Linked DNA regions of Homo sapiens: region 2 is linked to region 1. A link is a contact called in ENCODE Hi-C data. All regions are on one chromosome and are shown on one strand. The core of a region is the stretch at or near the end of the contact, and the rest is flanking DNA. Distances in the headings are between cores, read along the strand shown. Region 1 has its middle 66 kb from the start of MIR4290HG. Region 2 holds the start of NFIL3 (nuclear factor, interleukin 3 regulated).

What was found. A loop is a pair of places that touch in the nucleus more often than their neighbours do. Pooled maps may share reads with other maps.
Region 2: a map of gastrocnemius medialis shows a loop between it and region 1 (2.4-fold over the local background). The contact joins the promoter of NFIL3 here to the enhancer-like site in region 1. A Hi-C loop is called at or near these places in 2 of 168 maps with a recorded cell type or tissue (ascending aorta and gastrocnemius medialis) and 4 of 50 pooled maps.

The regions. Positions count from the first base shown.
Region 1 is chr9:90,105,909-90,108,546 of GRCh38, reverse strand. No RefSeq gene overlaps it. Among named protein-coding and RNA genes, the nearest start is that of MIR4290HG, 66 kb to the right of the region's middle. Within about 2 kb of position 1,331, at least 8 of the 41 ENCODE cell types and tissues checked have a DNase peak (open chromatin) inside an H3K27ac peak, as active enhancers do; they include gastrocnemius medialis, where a contact is called at or near this core.
Region 2 is chr9:91,422,502-91,425,139 of GRCh38, reverse strand. It overlaps NFIL3 (nuclear factor, interleukin 3 regulated), which reads left to right and starts at 1,308. Exons shown (of 2, transcript NM_005384.3): 1 at 1,308-1,500. It overlaps LOC105376146 (synapsin-1), which reads right to left and starts at 1,107. Exons shown (of 2, transcript NR_188612.1): 1 at 1-1,107. RefSeq lists a silencer at 971-1,370.

The DNA.
Region 1 (2,638 bases), core at 82-2,581:
TACCCTTACTAAGTTGAAAGACGAGTTTGCTCAACTGGATACAGTCTCTGATGACAATTTTCTTGGATGTCTTCCCTCTCTAATAGCCATAGGACTCTATTTTCTTTCTGGCATTCAAGTTCCTTTGATGTGTCTAAATGCAGCCTGTTTCCTCCAACCAGCCTGTGTTTATGCTGGAAATACAGATCTGGGGGACATGGGGGTTGGGGCTGACATTTGCTGTGTCCAGGATCCTGGTCCCATATGCTGCAGTGTGAAGTTTTCACAAAGACAGTGGCTTCCCTAGATGGACTTCCTGCCTGAGCAAAAACGGGTCATCATCAATAACAACAATAAAAATCAGCAAAGTAGTCATATACACATAACAGTTTTCCTGAGTAGAAGATCAGTTGGAAGAAGGACAAGCAAAGACTCTCCTGGGAGTGGGTTTTTTATACACAAACCAACCAACCCAGAGTCCATGTTCCAAGGGCTGAGTCACTGCAGTAGGTTGTTGTAATTGTCCAGTGAGAGAGAGCGTAGCCTCTAGTGGAATGGCAGGCCTAGGAAAGAGAGGCAGGGAAACCAATGCCAAAGGGTTTAGGAGGTGTCTGCATGGAAGAGTGCAACTAGTGGGCACGTGGAAATGAGAACGACAAGGAGGAAGAGGAAGAAAGGATGATTACTAAAAGTCTTGCTTAATTAGGTAGTGCTGTTTCTAACCAAACTAGAGACTATGGAGAAAGAAGCAAGTTTAAAGAAATAAAAAAAAAATTAAGTTTTGGACGTAGGTATCTGTGTTAAAACCAAATGGTTATGTCTAGTAAGCTATCTGAATTATGAAATATGCATAAATATCCACACTTTGGCTGGAGATTAAATTTGGAAATATCCCATGGTAACTGAAATCCTGGCTGTGTACAAAGTCCCAGAGTCTGAAATGAGAAAAGAAGAAAGCAAAAGGTATTCACACTGACAGCTCTGTTGTCAAATGGAACTCTGTTATTACAGCTCCTTGGCTGAGTATAGAGATGTTCATGTTAACTGGAAAAAAAATAACATGTTAACTGGAAAAAATAAGTATGGTGTATCAGACTAGCCAGTGCTATCACGGAAATCTTTGTCATGTTGGTTGAGAATGAAGTTATTCTTACTTCAAGAGAAACAGAGGCCTGAGGAGCACTACTTTTAAATTTGTTTTCTAGGAGACCCATGCTATGTTGCTAATAAACAGTTTTGTTTTGACAGCTTCCATTTGCTATAAATATAGTTCCAAGGACAGTGTCCAATATTTCCTGATTCGAATCCAGCCTGAGCAGGTGTGTTCACTGCATGAGTCATGCCATTAGCTGCCAGGACTGTGACTTGGCCACAAAGGCACTTAACGGAATAAAAGCAAGCTGGGAAGAGAACAAGGCTTCTGGGATCACCGTTGCTTGGAATTTGGAGAGTCTCTGATAGGTTTGCTTCTTTCTTTTCATTACTGTTAAAAGCAATAGCACCAACCAGGGTTCCAAGGAGAATTTCTACATTAATAGATAAATATTTGATCAAACACAAGACCTTTCTTATTCCCTTTTTAATTCATAGTGTTACTGCATTTGCACTGATATGCTGCTCATGCTAGTTATGCCACTCAAAATACCCACTTTACCAAAAGTAGGTAACTTCCTCAGAGGAAGCTCTTTTTTTTTTTTTTTTTTTTTGAGACAGAGTCTTGCTCTGTCGCCCAGGCTGGAGTGCAGTGGCACGATCTCGGCTCACTGCAAGCTCCGCTTCCCAGGTTCACGTCATTCTCCTGCCTCAGCCTCCCGATTAGCTGGGACTACAGGCGCCTGCCACCACGCCTGGCTAATTTTTTGTATTTTTAGTAGAAATGGGTTTTTACCATGTTAGCCAGATGGTCTCGATCTCCTGACCTCGTGATCCGCCCACCTCGGCCTCCCAAAGTGCTGGGATTACAGGCATGAGCCACCACGCCTGGCTCAGAGGAAGCTCTTTAATGAAGAAGTAACATATTAAATATAACTACATTAAGAACCTTTCACTTTATTCTACATAAATATACTCACAATTTAATTAGTCATTGAAATGAGGAAGTCACATGCAATGCATTTCAGTTGAAGGTGTCTGTCTTAAAAGAGTGATGTAAGGGGGTCTTATAGTACCTTTATGGATGACAGCAGTGTCTGGGACTAAGGTCACAGAAGTGAAGATCTGAGCCCACGTTCAACAATCTTATAAATTACAAAGGAATGTTTAGACACAAAATCTAGACAGTGAAAACAGAGATGCTGCAGTAGCAGGCCTAGAAGAGAAGGAGGAATTTGCAGTCCTTTTTCAAATCACCTTTTCATAAATGAAAACAAACTCATACAACAACAAAATAGGGCATGCATTCTGATTCAGGATGCTGTTTTAAAGTTCTGTTCAGCAGTTTACATGGACTTTGATATCATAACACTCTGATTCAAGTGCTAAATATAAATAGGGTAAATATTTCTTGGCTTCCAGTGGGGTAATGGTAAACCCAAATTAGAGGCAGCACCACGGTAAAGAGCTATGTTGGATGAAATCCTGAACCACATTTGTGGGAAGGACACAGGGCTGGCCCAGTGAAGTCACTCTTCCAGTGAAACAGCAGAGCTAACATCATCCT
Region 2 (2,638 bases), core at 59-2,558, 1.3 Mb before region 1:
AGGAGACCAGGAGGGAGCTGGCTGGTGGAGGTCCTGCCCACCTGCCACACTCCGTATTTGGGCAAGCCTGTGAGTCACTGTCGGGAACATGGCTCCCTTCGCCAAGGCCAGCACTGACCACTATCCGTGTATCGGTAAACGCAGGGAGTGTGCCACGTGCCTTGACAGTCTAGCGCGACGACTTAAGAAGTCGCGGCTAGGTGCTCTTTTTTCCATTTTTTTACGTCTCTTCCGTAGCCCGGGAATTTGGGAGAGAAGACTACCGTATCCAGTTAGACGCAGAAATAACACTAAGCAGCTATCAGCTCAAAATCACAGGAAGAGATCCCGCGCGGTCGTCTCAAGCCCCAGCACCAAACGACAGTGGGCGTCCCAGCGGGGGCACCCGAGCGCGGACCTTCACATCCTCCGAGGAACGCCGCACCCGCGTGGCGGGGGTGGGTAGATGGACCTCAGCGAGCCTCGTTTCCCAGTCGTGTTACGCAACAACTTTGCAGCCGTCATCTTCGCCCTAATTGTGCAGGGGGCGGTGTTTGTGCGTGGAGCTTTCCCTCCCGGCTCCGGGCCGTCGCGGCTCTCGGGAGAGGCGCCGGGACATTTTAATCGCTGCCTCCGCCGCGCAGCCCTGCGCAGCTGCCCGGCCGCGCCAACCCCTTCCCCGCCGCAGCGCGCCCCGAGTGTTGGCAGCTTGCCAGCCGCCACCCCCCGCCTTCCCTCCTGCCCACCCCAAGGTAGAGGGCTCCTCTCGGGAGTGTGCGGGGAAGGGGAGGCCGAGGTCCGGGCCACGCCCGGGTAGCCGCAACCCGCAGTGCTCAGTCGGCAACAGGTAGCCCAGCAGGCTGCGGCTCTCAGGAAGACAAAAAGCGCCTCTGCGAGCAAGTGAGGGTCGCGGGGAGCGCAGAGCCACCGCGGCGACCGGGAGGGTGAAGGGAGCCAAGAGCGGACGGGGCGGTGGGACGGGGGGCTCCCGGGCTCCTCCGCAGGCTCGCTCCGGTCGTGTCGGCCGCGTGGGCCGTTGCGCAACACTCGTTGCGCCGGGAATGGGGCGCCAGCCCTCGCGGGCGCTCGGACGGCGGTGGCCCTGGCCGGGGAGGGACGCGAGCTGGTAGTGGCGCCGCCGCGGAGGGGGAGCTGAGGGCGGGGAGGCGGGGCGGGGCCGCGGAGTGCCCGCCCCGGCCCGCCCCTGCCGGCCGCGGCCATTGGCGGCGGGCCGGGGGCGGGTGCGGGCGCGGCGATTGGGGCCGCGGCCGCCAGTCACGCGGGGCTGGCGGGCGGCGACGTAGCGCGGCGCTCGGAACTGACCTACTAACACACATCTCTCCGCGCGGCCACGGCGCCCGCGGACCCGGCGCGCCCGCCCGCCTCCCGCGCCGCGCCCTCGCCGCCGCCCGCCTCCCGCCGCGGCCCCGGAGGCCCGGCCCGGCCCGAGCCCCGAGCGCCGGCGGCCCGACTCCCGGCCGCCCCTTTCTTTCTCCTCGCCGGCCCGAGAGCAGGAACACGGTAAGCGCTCCGCCCACCGCCGGCCGGGGGCCCGGCGACCGCTCCCAGGGCGCGCTGCGGGCGGGCGGGCGGGCGCGGGGTGCGGGCCGCGCTGTGTGCGGGGTCGGGCTGTAAGCTGGGCTCGCCAGCGGCGGCGAGTGCGCGCGGGGCATTCATTACATAAACTTTTGCTGCCTTGTCAGGATGGGACTCGCCACCTTAAGGTGGCTGCTTTGATTGCAGCGCCTTCGCGCCGGCACGTAGTCCTGGCTGGTTTGCGCTCTCCCCCCGCTGCTGTTGCATAATGTCTCCTGATTTCAGGAAAATTGATGTTTTGGTAAAGAAGAGCGCCAGGCAGGCTGAGCCCTCTCCGAGCGGGAAGATGCTCTTTCCTCTCTAGTGTCTTTCTTTCTCGTTCCTTCTCTGGGGCTGGCGGCGTAGGGGGGAGAGGAATGGGGGGTTGAGGAATGGGGAATAGTCTTAATTTGCTTGGTGAGAAAAAGGGTTGGTAGCGTGAACGGTGACGGCATTCGGAGAATGCCTGCGCGGCGTTTGTTTGTGTCAGGGGCTGTGTCTGCACAGACGTTTTCCACCCTGTTTGTCGTCAGCGTGTTTTACAAGCCCTCGGGAAGGTTGTGGGATTTGTCCTTTCATACATTGCATAATCTGCCCACGGTGAAATGTTGGCAAGAATTGCGGGCTGATGTGGGAATATGCGCGTATGTGTGCAATGATTTGGTAATTGAGGCGCAGCGTTGGATATTAGATCGTTATTTACGTCTATATTACGTCCCAAATAAACAGGTTTTAAAACGATACTACAAAACCTAAAAGCAAGAATTGCTCGCATTGAATTCTGATCTTGGGTACTACTGGGGTTCGCCCTTTCAATGTTCTCAGCTGTTATTTTTAAATCTGGGACGAACCATTGTGACGTTTACCTCCCCACCTTCCTAATTTTAATGCATTCCATTCGATCAGCCCTTTTTCTCACCTTATTGTCATTGCTTTTTCAGACACGACAAGACAAATCACATAATAGTTTCCTGGAAATGTTGCATTATGTAACTGCCGAATTTGCTGGCAGTGAGCATAGAGAGAGGGAGCTAATTACGTGATTTTATAATCTTGCTACAAAGAAAGTAGGACAGTCTCAGCC